3 separate regions of the Homo sapiens genome follow, and all the other regions are linked to region 3. Evidence: read pairs that join two places in POLR2A ChIA-PET (ENCODE). Cell type or tissue: HepG2. All regions are shown on one strand. Links, peaks and the distances in the headings refer to the core of each region. The heading gives the core; the rest is flanking DNA. Region 1 overlaps LOC107987166 (a long non-coding RNA gene). Region 2 overlaps BACE1 (beta-secretase 1). Region 3 holds the start of APOC3 (apolipoprotein C3).

Region 1 (4,347 bases), core at 7-2,506, 400 kb after region 3:
TTTAGTAAGGTTTTATTGAAACATTGCAGTTTGATCTCAGTTACACTGTGAGGAAGAAAGAAAATGGTCCCACACTTGGGACAGCAGGGTAAAGTGGGGGAGCATCCTGAACTCTGGGCCTCAGTCATTTCCAAAGGTAAGGGCAACCCAGTGTGCCATGGGATCCAGCTTCTCTTTCACCTAGAGTTCTCTCCATTGGAAGCTGTGGAGGATGCATTTTCCTTTGCTGAGGATGATGGCCATTTCTTAACCTTTGGTGGACTCAGTCCGTAACTCAGGGTCTGGGGGATTCTGGGCACAATATTTATGAGTCTATGGCAGTTTGACCTAACGAATTCAGACCCGTCCCTTTGTGGACTGAGGCCTTAAAGCTCTCTGTGCTCACCGAGCTCCATCTTCAGAAACTGGAGTGGGGGCTGGGGGTGGCAGAGGCCACAGGAGCGGCCCCCATCTTCTCCCTGGCCACTCACCTTCAGTTCCCCGCATGGACTGGCAGCCTGCCCTTCTCTGGGTTCTGGGTCTGTGCTCTCCGCCTGCACTGAGGGGCCTCAGAAAGGTCCTTCTCTTATCTCCCTGCCAGCAACATGCCCCAGAGGCCCACACCAGCCCAGCCTGAGCTGGCCTTGAGTGTCAGGGGGCCAAAGCAATGACCTCTGCAGTGTGGAGCCCTTTTCCAAATAATTCATCACCACTCTGCATCCAATTAGGGAAAGCAGGCTGGATGAGACAATGGCCCAAACCCCTTGTTAAGTAACATCCCTAATTGATGACAGGGATGGTGAGCAGGGGTTTGGAAGCCAGCTCAGATTGTGTTTTTAAAATCCTCCTTTCTCCCGGGCTGCCTGCCAGAACTCAATGGCGTGGCCCTCCAGGAGAACAAAGGGAGCTTTGAAAATCTTTCTCCCCGTCCTTCAAATGCTTATCTGAAAAGACATCTTTTTCCCCTTAGTCGCTACAATCATAAAAGCACAGGTGATAAACCGCTTCTTCGTAATCATCAGTTGTGAAATCTCCCCCCACCCCTCTAAATAAAAAGCAGGAATTGCAGCAGCGGCAGCAGCAGTAGAAAGCAAGAGAGACCATCTCAGTGCCCATTCTGATGCCTATCGAGGCTCCAGGAAGGGAGCGGGAGAGGGGGATGAACTTTGTTCAGTGACAACTTTTATCTCTGGGTCTCGGGCTGTTGAAATGTCAAGCCAGGGCTGGATAGGATCTCCTAACAGCAGCTGCTGCCTAGCTCTGGGGGATAGAGGGCTGGTGGTGGGTGGGAGGAGAACCTGGAAGTGAATTGAACACGTCTTGAATTCTTGCAGCTAGAGTTCAGGTCTTGGTGGGACTTTGCTCCTAGAGAGGAAAGCCGAGGCTGTAGGGAGGGGCCTTGAGAGCCTGGTTTTGCAATGACCTTGAGAAGCTCTCTCTGAAAGGACAGGGGCTAGGCCATTTCAGAGGAGACGACTCTGTCCAGCTTTTAGGCTCCCAAGCTATGACATTGTAGAATTGAGGGATAGTTAGGCCTGGGGTTTAGATAGGATTCTAGATCCCTGGGCCCTCACATTAGCTCAAGGTGAGATCTTTCTCCTTCAGAGGCCATGCCCTGATCCCTCCACTTAGTTCATATCACTCTGCTGTCATTCTTCCTTGTAATGCCAACACCACCAAAGACCATTTACAGCACTGTAAGCTCAGCTTAATTCAGGAACATTTCAGATTTTTAAAGCTGGAGGAGATGATTTCTGAGCTGGCCATTTTATTTTTATTTTTTATTTATTTTATTTTTTTGAGACAGAGTCTCACTCTGTCACCCAGACTGGAGTACAGTGGCATGATCTTGGCTCACTGCAACCTCCGCCTCCCAGGCTCAAGTGATTCTCCCACCTCAGCCTCCCGAGTAGCTGGGACTACAGGTGTGTACCGCAATGCCTGGCTACTTTTTGTATTTTTTATAGAGACAGGGTTTCATCATGTTGCCCAGGCTGGTCTCAAACTCCTGAGCTCAAGGGATCTGCCTGCCTCAGCCTCCCAAAGTGCTGAGATTACAGGTGTGTGAGCCACCATGCCTGGCCTTATTTTTTTCAAAAATTCACATAGCACCCACTGTGAAGTAGCTACTGGTCCAAATGCATGCTTATTAACTCATTTTATCCTCATGACAATTGAATGAAACGAGAGGAAATTGAGGTACAGAGAGGTTAAGTCATTTACCTAAGATCACACAGCAATTGGCAGAATCAGAATTCAGACCCAGGAACACTGGACCAAAAGCTTGTATTCTTAACTGCTACTCTGTGCTGGCTTTTGCTATGTTATGCTGGGCATTCAAGGATGAATAGGAGTTGCCTGGGTAGGCAATGAAAAGGAGAGAGTATCTTGCTGGCAGAAGAGCAGGAGTAACGGCAAAAAGATATAAAAACCAGTTTGGAAATAGAAGAAAAGAGAACTGATTTCTGTTGAGTACCTACCTTGATTCAGGCACTGTGCAAAGCAGTTTACAGGTTTATTGTTTCATTTTCAGATTAGGCTTATGAAGTAAATAATATCATTTTCCTTTTTTACGAGTAAGGGAGTTGAGGCTCAGAGAGGTTGAATAAATTGCTCAAAGTCACATAACGACCAGGCGTGGTAGCTCACACCTGTAATCCCAGCACTTTGGGAGGCTGAGGTGGGAGGATCACTTGAGCCCAGGAGTTTGAAATCAGCTTGGGCAACATAGCAAGACCCGCCTCTCTAGAAAAATAAAAAATTAGCCTGGCATGGTGGCATGTGCCTGTGGTCCCAGCTACTTGGGAAGCTGAGGTGGGAGGATCACTTGAGCCCAGGAGGCCAAGGCTGCAGTGAGCTGTGATCACACCACTGTACTTTAGCCTGAGCAACTAGGTGATCATCTTCCATATAGAATTGATTTGATTTGAAGATGGAACCAATAAAGATTTCCTTTGACAAGGCCCAACCCCTGTGTTTTCTGAGTGTTCCATCACTCGTGTTTCCTTGTGGAGAACATGATTTGATTTTTAAGTGGTGTTCAATTTTTCTAGTGGTCTATGAATTCCATGAGGACAGGGTCGGTGTCTATGTCATTTGCCAGTGTTTCTCCAATACCCAGCATTATGCTAGGCACACTGTAGACTTGAAAATATTTATGAAATCAATGAATAGAAAATGCAAATTGAGGCCGGGCGCTGTGGCTCATGTCTGTAATCCCAGCAGTTTGGGAGGCCGAGGCGGGTGGATCACGAGGTCAGGAGATCGAGATCATCCTGGCTAACACGGAGAAACCCAGTCTCCGTGTTACAAAAAAATACAAAATACAAAATACAAAAAAATTAGCCGGGAGTGGTGGCGGGCACTTGTAGTCCCAGCTACTTGGGAGGCTGAGGCAGGAGAATGGCATGAACCCGGGAGGCAGAGCTTGCAGTGAGCCAAGATTGCGCCACTGCACTCCAGCCTGGGTGACAGAGCGAGACTCCGTCTCAAAAAAAAAAAAAAAAAAAAAGAAAATGCAAATTGTGTTGTGAACAGCTATTTAACACTTCATTTTCCCCCTATCCAATGTATATGTTATATTTTGCTAAGCCCAGGTCTCACCTAAGTGGCTGGTCTCCACATCAGTACACAGGACATCTCTGGGGTCACCATTAGATGATTAAGGGGGACTCTTACTGAAAGAGGGGAGGGCCGCGTGGAATAGCTATAGCCAGGCTGACCAATGTCTCTGTTTGCCTGGGACAGTCCAAAGTGTGCACCGTTACCCTGTCGAATAATTAACAGTGCCTCCTTCACTCTTGAAAGAGCCCCAGTTTGGAGGATAAATTGTATGAAGACCCTAGGCCAGTGACTGCCCACATAGAGGTTGCTGTGTTGCCAGCACTATGAAAGTCTGCTGGGGGAAGAGCAGATCCCAAATGAAGCCTGGTGGGTAGGAACACAAAGAAAATTCCAGCGGTAGTCTCTATTTCCCCAAACCCTCCACCTTCTCCCCTCAGGCTGGCCCTCCTTGGGATGGGATGAGCACTTCCTGCTGATGGAAGGCAGGTGGCTTAGTCAGAAGACCTGGCTACTGGCCAGCCCTGTGACCTTGGGCAATTCACTTCTGTACTCTGGGGTCCGGAATCTCTCTCTGAATGTGAAGATAAGAGGACTGGAGTTTGGTGGTTTTCTGCACGTACTCTGTGCAACCTCCTGTGTCCGTCCCCATGGGGAGGAACAAAAATAATATGTGAAACACCATGCTAGAGAATCAGATGTCTGGATGATCAAGAAGGTGGCATTTGCTGCCCAAGTTCTCAGAGCCTGCAGGGAGCAGAGGCCAGGATTGGGGCTCCTGGATAGGCAGGCTCTGCAGAGCTGGGA
Region 2 (5,592 bases), core at 1,252-3,751, 470 kb before region 3:
TCTCATCTCACTGCAATCTCCACCTTCCAGGTTCAAACGATTCTCCTGCCTCAGCCTTCCGAGTCGCTGGGATTACAGGTGCCTGCCACCACACCCAGCTAATTTTTGTATTTTTGTAGAGATGGGGTTTCACCATGTTGCCCAGGCTGGTCTGGAACTCCTGACCTCAGGTGATCCAACCACCTCAGCCTCCCAAAGTGCTGGGATTACAGGCGTGAGCCACCGCACCCGGCCAGCTTTACGTTTTTAATAGCAAAGGAAAACTGTTTACATAGGAGGGTTAACAGTCAAATTTGCACTTTGAAAAGATCACTCTGGCTGCAGTGCACAAAACAGATTGGACAGGTCAAGAGAAGATGTGCCAAAAGCAGCTGGGAAACTACTGTGATATTCCAGGGTGAGCTGATGATAGCTTGGCCTAGGGACAGCAAAAGAAATAAGGAATGAATACATTCAAGAGACTTGTAAGGAGCTTAATTGGACAGGACTTGTTGATGCACTGGATAGAGAGGTGAAGAAGAGGAAGGTGTTAGGATATGTCTGATACTGCTGACCTACAGAACAGATGGGTGATGCTGCCATCCACTAGTATAAGGAACACTGGAAGGCAGCCACCAGATGGAAAGGACTGCGTTGGGTCAGCTTGGGACATCCTGAATTTGACCTTTTTTTTTTTTTTGAGACGGTCTTGTTCTGTCACCCAGGCTGGAGTGCAGTGGCACAATCATGGTTCACTGCAACCTCAAACTCCTGGGCTCAAGCGATCCTTTCACCTCAGCCTCCTGAGTAGCAGGGACCACTGGTGCCCATCACCATGCCTGGCTAATTTTAAAAATTTTGTTTGTAGACATGGAGGTGTGTGGGAGGGGGTCTCACTATGTTGTCCAGGCTGGTCTCGAACTCCTGGCCTCAAGTGATCCTCTCGCCTTGGCCTCCCAAAGTGCTGGGATTACAGGTGTCAGCCCCTGCACCCAGCCCTTGAGGTATCTTTGAGGCACTTGGGTGCGTGCGTCGGGAGCTCAAAGGAGAGGAAAAAGCTGGAGTTAGGAGCTTAGACATCACCAGGATCTAGGTAGATGGCTTAGTGGGAGAGGGTCGTTAGAGAGGAAGAGGGCCAAAGCTCAAGCCTTGAGAAAGGAGCCTGCCAAGGAGACAGAGAACACAGGACCTGAGAAGATGAAGGCTGACTTGAAAAACACCTTCAGTGTTTGGTGACATGAAGTCACCGGTAACTGTAGTAAGGGCTGTTTTATAGTGGAGGAATGGAGGCGAAACCCAGTTTTAGAATGGGTTGAGGAATGCGTGGGAGGTGAAGAAATGGAGACAGCCTGGCTGAGCGCTTTGGTTGTGAAGGGAGAGGAGAGAGGGGACTGGAGGCGGATGTGAGATTAAGGAAGTTTTTTGTTTTGTTTTTGTTTTAATGAAGAGATGAGCATCTGTAAATGTCAACAGGAAGAATTCAGATTTGGTGGAGATGGGGCCAGGGTGGGGTGGCTGTATCTATGTGAGGGAAAAGGGCCAAGGAAGAGGTGGGTGCCTGGGAAGGGAGGAGGGACTTGACTCCCCAGCACAGGTGGCAGCTCATGAGGAGCCTGGAAGGGGCAGCCGCAGGCAGGTTGGTGTGGTTGGCTGTGGGAGATGAGGGCAGTCTCATCCCCTGGCCCAGTTCAGTGACCCGAGAGGGGAACCCAGCTGCTGGGGTTCGGCGGCTGCAGCCCCTCCACCGCTGCCTCTGCCCAGGCCGCCCTGAACTGCCCTGTTTCATAATGAGCAAGCAGTGCCTCAGCCTTGCCTCGGGCCCGTCCTGTTAAGAGCCCCCCCCATCCCCCCGCTTGGAATGGAGCAGGGGTGGGGAAAAGGCTGCCGGGACTGGCCAGGGCTCCCATTCGAAGCGCTGAAGGACAGGACCAGAATTACTTCTCTCGGGCGGGAGCACACCGCAGAGGGCAGACGGGTCGACATTTGCTCGGGAGAGAAGCCCAACTGTTTATTCTGGTTTTCTTTTGTGTGTGTGTGTAAGGTGGAGAGGGGAGGCAGAGAGCAGTGGGGACCTGAAATCGTAGTATTGGGGTGGGTGAGAGGGATGGGAGTGGAGGGGGACGTTCCTTCCTGGGCTCGGCCTGGCCCCCTTTGGGGTGGCAGGGGGAAAGGCTGGGGCTGGAAGGACAGCAAGAGCGCCCAGGGCCTCAGGGCTGGGGTGGGAGTACCCTGCAGAGAGCTCCCTCCTGCCTCGCAGGAGAGGAAGGGGGAGGCAGGGAGGGGCAGGGACAGCAGGAGCCCCCAGGTCAAAGCTCCACTCCAGTGTAAAGCAGTAGCCATATTTGCTTAGAACTTGCCGGATGTTCCCTCCCTTGCACAGGCCACAGAGACTTGTTGTGGAGGAGATCCTCTTTCTTTGGGGTCCAGTGATAGCAGGGAGCCCTGTAATATGAGGCCAGCCCCCCATGCTGGGAGCTGAGTCCTGAGAATGGGGAAGAGGGTTCGTGGGGAGAGGGTGGGTGAAGAAGCCTTCTTAATCATTAACCTGGTTGATTTCATCTGAACTGCTGAGCCTCCCAGCTCTATTGATTTTCTCTGAAAGCACAGCATCTGGAGCTGGTGGCTGCCCAGAGACCGGGGAGAGAGACCACGGGTAGAGGTAGGGGAAGAGGGGCAGGGAGGGGAATGGAAACCAGGCCAGGAGTGGGGGGCTGGGAAGGAGGGAGGAGACAAGGTCTGAGGGCCGGGAGATTGTCAGAGGAGTCTTTGGGGATGTGAGGAGGCCAGGAGGTCTAAGCAGGCACTGGGGGAGGGCACAGTCAGCACAGCCACAGAGGCACCACGGAGAGCAGGAAGGAGCCAGAGAGGATCTGGCAGAGAGGACGAAACTGAAGTCCAGAGAAGCACAGTGATCTGCTCAAGGTGACAGGGTCAGGGCCTGCACCAAAACTGAGGTCAGTTGATTTCACTGGACTGAGGAGAGAAGATACAGAAATGAAGGCCCCTGGGGCAGAGGAGAACCTGAGGTGATGGAAAGTCGGCAAGAGGCGAGATGCAACTTACAAATTACCATTTTTCTGAGGGTGGGGCCTTTCCTTTTTTTGCCTGTGAGGATATAGTAGACTTTCAAAAAATGGCTCTGGTCTGACTGAAGGTGGGGTCAGGCCATCAAAGGAGGAAGAAAGGGCCAAGGAGAAGTGATGCTAGAGGCCGGGCATGGTAGCTCACGCCTCAGCACTTTGGGAGGCCGAGGCAGGTGGATCACCTGAGGTCAGGAGTTCGAGACCAGCCTGGCCAACGTGGTGAAACCTCGTCTCTACTAAAAATACAAAAATTAGCCCTGCGTGGTAGCGCACACTTGTAATCCCAGCTACTCAGGAGACTGAGACAGGAGAATCACTTGAACCCAGGAGGCGGAGATGGCAGTGAGCCGAGATCGCGCCATTGCACTCCAGCCTGGGTAACAAGAGCGAAACTCCATCTCAAAAAAAAGAAGTGATGCTAGAAAGAGCTGGACAGAAGGGAACACCAAGACACCTGTCCATCTTCACTTAGCCAAATCCAGGGCCCTGACAAGATGGGTTTTCACCAGGACATTTTATGGGGCTCCTGGCTCCCCACTATTTCTGACAGTAGGATTCCTAGGTCTGTGTCACCTGTGAGACAGAAGGGGAGCCACATTCTGGTGGCAGGGACAGAACCACACGCATGGACACTGATGTGCCATCCTGGTCCCCACAGGTCCCCTGACCAGTACAGCTCCTAGAATAGGTCTTCTCTGAGCTGGAGGGGATAAGCCAGACTGCTTCCTGGGAGAATTGAAAAGGAGCAGGGGGCCCTGAAGACAGAATCAGTCAGGTACACAGTGAGCAGGGGTGATGTGACGGTAGAGAGACATGGGAACAGAGACAGCACACACACCACATAGCTCTGAGATGACGCACAAAATGTTATGACTCCATAGACTGAAGCAGACACAGCGTTTCTTTTCTTTTCTTTTTTTTTTTGAGACGGAGTGTTGCTCTCGTCCAGGCCGGAGTGCAGTGGTGTAATTTCGGCTCACTGCAACCTCCGCCTCCTGGGTTCAAGTGATTCTCCTGCCTCAGCCTCCCAAGTAGCTGGGATTATAGGCGTGCGTCACCACACCCGGCTAATCTTTGTATTTTTAGTAGAGATGGGATTTTACTACATTCACCAGGCTGGTCTTGAACTCCTGACCTCAAGTGATCCACCCGCCTTAGCCTCTCAAAGTGTTGGGATTACAGTTGTGAGCCACTGTGCTGGCCTCAGACACAGCATTTCTAAGGCCATGTTGAGGGTGCCAAAGGAAACCAAGATATTTTACCCCAGAATATACTACTTTGACGTATTTTGAGTCGGCTGTCAGAGGGCCAGCACACAGAAGTGGCCCTGCAAATCTGGCTTTTGAGGGAGATTTGCATCTGCAGAGAATCTGCATTGATGCAACCTGGCTTTCTCTGAGGCCCTCCCTGGTCCAAATCTAGGAAAGATTAACTGAAAGTCTGACATGTTTAAAGGTCTGAAAGACACATACATCACCTGTTTTCTCTGAGGGGTGTTACCTATGAGGTTTCATTCATATAAAAAGACCACTTTTACTGGCCTGGCCTCCGTTTATCCCTCCCATAACTATTTTTGCCAAAGTCCAAGTCCCTTTTTTTTTTGTTGTTGAGACAGGGTCTCTGTCGCCCAGGCTGGAGTGCAGTGGCATGGTCTCAGTTCACTGCAACCTCCACCTCCCAGGGTCAAGTGAGTCTCATGCCTCAGCCTCCTGAGTAGCTGGGACTACAGGCATGTGCCACCATGTCCAGCTAATTTTTGTATTTTTAGTAGAGACAGAGTTTCGTCCTGTTGGCCAGGCTGGTCTCAAACTCCTCACCTCAGGTGATCCACCTGCCTCAGCCTCCCATAGTGCTGGGATTACAGGGGTAAGCCACTGCACCTTGCCCAAGCTCCCATTCTTTCTGTAACCTCAAGATGGTATAAAATCATCAACCATCTGGCTATCTCTTTGACTTCCTATATTTTTTTGACTCCCTTGCATATTAGTTCTTCTACTAATCTGCCTTTTTTCAGTTGGTTTTTCAGCAGACCTGCAGAGGGCACAGGGGAAGTGTTCCTTTGGCCCCTGCAGCACCACAGGACCCCAGGTCCTGTCTGTGGTCGTGGTGGTAACGGGTGCCAGCCTGGACCAGTCCTGCATCGTGGAGCTTCACTCTGGACATTCTAAGGGGCAGACTGTGGCTGGGGCGTGAGGGATAATAAAGGTGGTGTGACCGAAGCCTCCTGTCTATACTGTCTTTTCTCTCCCCTTTCTCTGACAGCTCAACATCCTGGTGGATACAGGCAGCAGTAACTTTGCAGTGGGTGCTGCCCCCCACCCCTTCCTGCATCGCTACTACCAGAGGCAGCTGTGAGTCCTGGGGAGAGCCCGGGGGAAGTACCTTTTCCAAGGATCCAGGGCTAAGAAGGGTCAGGGGAGGGGTACAGAGAGAAAGAGTTGATCCTCAGATTTTCTTCTTGCCAGGGAAGGGGAAGGGCGAAAAAAAGACAGTGACCAGGAGAGACAGGGTGAAGTGGGTGGTGAGAGGA
Region 3 (5,495 bases), core at 1-2,500:
GAACATCAAGGCACCTGCGGTCTGGACTGATCTCCGTCCAGTCCAGCCAACATGCTGTGTGTCTTTGGGTGATTTCTGGCCCTCTCCAGGCCTCAGTTTCCCTGTCTGGGGTAGGACTGGGCTGTCTAAGGCTTCCTCCAGCCCTAAGCCTGAAGAATGAGGGGGGAACCTGCACTTGGAGCCACTTCCAGCCCCACCCCCTGTGTAGCTTTGGGCAAGTGACACCCCTCCCGGGCCTCCATGTTCTTCAGGTTATGATGAGGGGTGGGGGGCACCCGTCCAGCTCCGAGGCTTCCTTAGCTCTAGCAAGTGCTTCTCCAGGCTTGCTGGCTGGGCTGGGCAGGGAGCTCCTCTTGCCCCTCTTCATCCTCCTCCCCTCCTCTTTCCCCTCCCCAGAGGGCATTACCTGGAGCAGCTGCCTCTAGGGATGAACTGAGCAGACAGGCAGGAGGGTTCTGACCTGTTTTATATCATCTCCAGGGCAGCAGGCACTGAGGACCCAGGGCGCTGGGCAAAGGTCACCTGCTGACCAGTGGAGATGAGGGCCTGAGGCAGGGTGTCCAGATGCAGCAAGCGGGCGGGAGAGTTGGGAAATCCCTAGGAGACTGAGTCCACGCTGCTGTCCCGCCAGCCCTGCAGCCCAGATGAGCTCAGGAACTGGGGGTGGGCCTGGGGAGCCCTCATTCCTTCCTAGCTGACTGGCTCCCCAGGGAGAGGCTGGTGAGAGGGGAAATGGCTTGGACATAGGCCAGGGGCCTCGGGCCCATCTCAGCCTTTCACACTGGAATTTCAGGCCCCTCCCTCCACCAGCCCCAAGCCCTGAACACAGCCTGGAGTAGAGGGGTGAGGGGCTTCTTCAGACTTGAGAACAAGTGGGTGGCTTGGGCTGGGGGGTGTTTGGAGTAAAGGCACAGAAGACCAGGCATCAGTGGCTCCGGCAAGGCCTGGTTACAGGGCTGAGCTCTCACAGCCCCTCCCAGCACCTCCATCTCTGGGTTTCAATCCAGGCAGGCGAGTGCTGCTCACCCAGCAGCCCCCCACCCGCCCCCACCCTGTGTGCCCCCCGCTGCCTCCCCCTTAGTGTAGGGCAGGGGTTGGTGGAGAAGGGCCAAGGCCGCTCAGAGCCCGAGGCCTTTGCCCCTCCCTCCACCAGGCTCCCTATTTTGCCCTCTGGACCCACTGATAACATCCCCTGGGGGAGGAGCTGGTCTCATGTCTGGGGCCCTCCCCAGCCCCCACCAGGACTGATTCTCTCGTTCACCTTCCTGGGTTCCTCAGTGGGGCTGGGGGAAGAGCAGCCCTCACTGCCCCCTGGCTGTGGGAGCAACTGGGAGGAACAAGGTCTGGTGAGGAGAGGGCACAGAGGAGTTCTGCGGGGAGTCGGTGGTCCAGGAGGGGCCGCTGACCCTTCTCGGGGCTGAGATGTCCCCTGGGCCCACAGTGAAGCCGCAGCAGGGATGGCAGGATGAGGGCGCCTGTCTTCCAGATGCTGACACCTTGGAGCCAGGACATCTTAGGCTTAAATGATGCCTTTGGCACGTAATAGGACCCAGGTCACAGAGATAACATCTCAGAGCCTCAATTTTCTGAGGATAAAATGGGGCTGGAATACTGATTGCCCAGAGTGGTGCTGAAAAGGAAATGAGATAGAGAAGTACAAAGCAGCGGGTCCATGGAGGGACTCACACCTCCCTCTCCCTCCTAACGCTGTGCCCTTCCCAGACAGCAGAGTCTGCAGGCAGAAGGAGCCTCTAACATAAAAAATAGAGCTCTGGCAGCAAGCTGTCCTCTCAGAAGTAACTAACACCACAGTATGAAATCAGAGGCCTGAGAAAGTGGCCCGGCTCTGCCCTCAGAATTCTTTATCGGTGGGTGAGACTTGGAATTCCTCTATTAGCGATCCATTCCTGGCTGGGCACAGTGGCTCATGCCTGTAATCCCAGCACTTTGGGAGGCTGGGACGGACGGATATCTGAGGCCAGGAGTTCGAGACCAGCCTGGGCAACATGGCGAAACCCAGTCTCTACTAAAAATACAAAAAATTAGCCGAGCATGGTGATGCACGCCTGTAGTCCCAGCTACTCAGGAGGCTGAGGCACGAGAATTGCTTGAACCCCGGAGGTGGAGGTTGCAGTGAGCAGAGATCGCACCATTGCACTCCAGTGACAGAGCTAGACTTGGTCTAAAAAAGAGAGAGAGAGAGAGAGAGAGAGATTCATTCCTTTGACTTAAGACTTTGTTTTCTGTTAAAATGCAAATAGAACCCTGTGAAGTAGACGTTAAGTCCATTTTATAGGTTAGAAACCTAAGGCTCTAAGGGCTCCAAGTGCACAGCCCATTAGTAGTAAGGCTGGGAACCTTAATCCAGGTCTTCACACACCCCAGGCAAATACCAGACGGCTTAGAGCACTGAGACCCCTATAGAGGCATCAGTCACACGCCCAGAACAAACCTGTCTCAAGTCTCCTGCAGACTTTGGTGGTGGGGTAGAAGGTGAAGAAGTGGTCACTGGAGGATTTGGTATTGGGGATGCCCTTTCCTCTTCTGCTGCGGCCTGCTCCATAGCCCCAGAGGCAAAGGCACAGTGGGGACCCAGATCCAGGCAGGGGCAGGCAACAAGGTCTATGGGCCCGGGTGTGCTAGAATGGGCTGGCGGGGTCCCGTGGCCCCAGACCCTCCAAGCCTTTCCATCTCTGCAGAGGGTCTGGAGGAGCCTGGCCTCTCTCTCCCGCATGGCAACGGACCCAGGGAGGTCAGGACATGTGGGTAGAGAGACCTGGCAGGGTGCTGAGCTAGATGTAGCACACCTCCAGGAAGCCTGGTACCTTGTCTCCTTCCAAGGGCTTGGTACCTGAGAATACCTGTGGCCCCTCACCAACAGTCCAACCTGCACCCCGGCAGGGGATCTCTTGGTGGCCAGCCTGCGCTGCCCCTCTCTCCCATCATGGCTCCCCTGGGATGAAGACTGCTCCAGGGAGAAGCCAGTGGTAGATGGGAGGAAGAGGGGATTTGACCATCCGGGGCCAAAAATGGTCCTCTGGGGTTGGGCTGTTTCACCTTGTGTCCAGGTGAGGTTTAGTACATGAGCCCCCATGCTCCATGCCCTTCCCACCAGGCTGGGCTGGGCAGCCCTGATTCAGACCTGTTGGCCAGAGGCCCTTGTTCATCACACATCATCATGCCGGAAGTTCCTCCTAGTATCTCACCCAGCTCCCTCCTATGGCAACAGGAGCTGTCCTTCAGTTCTGCCCGGGGGAGGGCCCCTTGAAGCATACGTGAGGCACATGTCCGTGTGACCTGCCTGTCCCTGGCTGGATCTGAGTTGTCTGCTCCTGACTCTGACCTCTGGACTGACCCCTGGTTTGATCCCTGTGTGGTTGGCCAGGAGGGGTGGCTGTAGCTAATGCTGAGCTATCAGCCTCATTGCCTCACCAATCATTAAGTCTGCCTGTTGCACAGATAAGGAGAGGCTTGGAGAGGCGATGTCTCCCTCGAGATCACACAGGCCTTTCATGCCCACTAAGATGGACGTCCCTGACTCACAGGACCAGGCCTGGCTGGAAGGCAGTCTGCTCTTCCCATCAGCTACTTGCACCCTCTAAGACTGAGCACAGGGGGCTCTCATTCTCTCCCTGCTCCCCAAAACAAATCCATCTACAGATTGATGCAAAACGTACCCTCAGACTTTGGGAAGTAAATACATTCATTAACAGGTCACGTCCCCGCCACGTTGAAAGGCAGCAGGTCCCCTCGCGAGCGTGGGTGCACGCATGGGCTGTGCCAGTCCCTTGGTTCTTAGTGATTTGCACACTTCTGTGAATCCACACACACTCTGGTGGATGCTCTCGGACATGCTCAAATGGTGCAGGCGCTCCCAGCATGGGTGCACCCAGGCGGGCGGGTGAGACAGAAGCGCCTCTGGACCTCTCACATGCTAGTGGCACCGGCTGCTAGGACTGTAAGTCCTGGAGGTCAAACTGCGGCTGAGGTGTCATTCGTGACTCAGTCTCCTCCTCCCCTCTGGCCTGGGGAAGGGACAGGGGCACTGAGTACTGACCTTTGCTCCCGCTGCAAGCTGGACTGTGCCTGATTCAGGAGCAGGGTTGGGACCGATGGGTTCCAGGGAGGTGAGCCTTGCAGGAGTAAGACGTGGCTAACATTTAGTGATCACTTTTCCTATGTGCCAGACATTGTTGCAAGCACTATAAGATCATCTCAGTGAATCCTCACAGCCTAGGAGGCAGGTACAATGGTTATGTCTCACCAAGGTAACTGAGGCTCAGAGAGGTTATGAGACTTGCCCAAGGACACACAGGCAGTACGTGTTGGAGCCTGGATGCCAAGCCAGGGAGTGGACTCCAGCATCTGACCCCAACAATCACGGAGAGATGGCACAGGCTGCATCAAAAAGGAGGCAGCATGGTAGCGTGGGGACCACTACAGGGCAGTGGGGACCCAGCAGAAGGGGTGCCAGAGTCAGGAGGTCATTTGACTGCCTTTGACCCTAGGAAACATTAAGCCACTTCTGGAAACTGAAAAAATGAACACAAAGCAAATTAGAGTTAGTACAATTGTGGTCTACTCTGATGGCGTTCATTTTTACAAATAAATGTAGCTCACTGTTGTCAGGCACTGCACTCACCGACAGGAGCCAATAGTGCAACGTGCCTGGATGTCACCTCATAGTCACTAGGAGTGGTGTGGTCCGGCAGAGGGACCCATGCTGACGTGGTGTGTCACCTTCTCAGTGGATGTTTGTGTGTGATTATGCATGCAGCCTCATTTAGAGATCCAATAGACATCTAAGTAGAAGACCTCCTGGGCACCACCACCATTGCCCTCCATCCCCCAATGGGAGGTCCCCTGAGAGCCTCAGGTCCCAAGATTCTGCTCAAGCCAGCTGCTCCTGCCCAGGGAGTGTGGCTGGGGGGCAAGAAGGGCAGGAGTCAGGCCTCAGGCTGGTCCCACCCATCACCCTGCCTCTGGCCCACCTGGCGCCCCTCAGAGGGCTGAGTCTCACTCTGCCACTCTCACTAGAGGAGGGAGCACTCTGCTACCCTCCCTGCTTTGCTCCAAATCAGGAACACAGTATGATTATTATACAGTATGATTATTATAATAACAGCAACTATTTTTCAGAGCTTACTCTGTGCCAGGAGCTCTATAGGCAGCCCTCTGTATCCTTGGTTTCTGTGTCCATGGATTCAACCAACCTTGGATTGAAAATAATTTTTTAGGCCGGGCGTGGTGGCTCACGCCTGTAATCTCAGCACTTTGGGAGGTTGAGGCGGGCGGATCACGAGGTCAGGAGATCGAGACCATCCTGGCTAACACGGCGAAACCCCATCTCTACTAAAAATACAAAAAAAAAAAAAAAAATTAGCCGGGCGTGGTGGCGGGCGCCTATGGTCCCAGCTACTTGGGAGGCTGAGGCAGGAGAATGGCGTGAACCCGGGAGGCAGAGCTTGCAGTGAGCCGAGATCGTGCCACTGCAC

What was found. Peaks named below come from ENCODE experiments on the same cell type or tissue, not always from the same donor. Only the 100,000 strongest peaks of a DNase experiment are listed, where the experiment ranks them.
Region 1: POLR2A ChIA-PET joins it to region 3 with 7 read pairs; 1 of 35 experiments calls an interaction of 5 or more read pairs at or near these places.
Region 2: POLR2A ChIA-PET joins it to region 3 with 5 read pairs; 1 of 35 experiments calls an interaction of 5 or more read pairs at or near these places.

Annotation. Positions count from the first base shown.
Region 1 is chr11:116,424,801-116,429,147 of GRCh38, reverse strand. The region is part of intron 1 of LOC107987166 (a long non-coding RNA gene); the gene reads left to right. Among named protein-coding and RNA genes, the nearest start is that of LINC02151, 74 kb to the left of the region's middle. RefSeq lists an enhancer at 3,942-4,236 and a silencer at 3,942-4,236. In HepG2, for the core only: no CTCF peak of the experiment used is centred there; a DNase peak (open chromatin) is centred at 987; H3K4me3 peaks cover 457 bases.
Region 2 is chr11:117,296,694-117,302,285 of GRCh38, reverse strand. BACE1 (beta-secretase 1) reads left to right here. Exons shown (of 9, transcript NM_012104.6): 2 at 5,325-5,413. Among named protein-coding and RNA genes, the nearest start is that of BACE1, 17 kb to the left of the region's middle. RefSeq lists enhancers at 1,534-2,095, 2,096-2,657. In HepG2, for the core only: no CTCF peak of the experiment used is centred there; DNase peaks (open chromatin) are centred at 1,845 and 2,435; H3K4me3 peaks cover 1,794 bases.
Region 3 is chr11:116,824,852-116,830,346 of GRCh38, reverse strand. It overlaps APOC3 (apolipoprotein C3), which reads right to left and starts at 440. Exons shown (of 4, transcript NM_000040.3): 1 at 407-440. RefSeq lists enhancers at 1-920, 4,540-4,834, 4,689-5,055. In HepG2, for the core only: a CTCF peak has its summit at 1,287; DNase peaks (open chromatin) are centred at 546 and 1,186; H3K4me3 peaks cover 1,000 bases.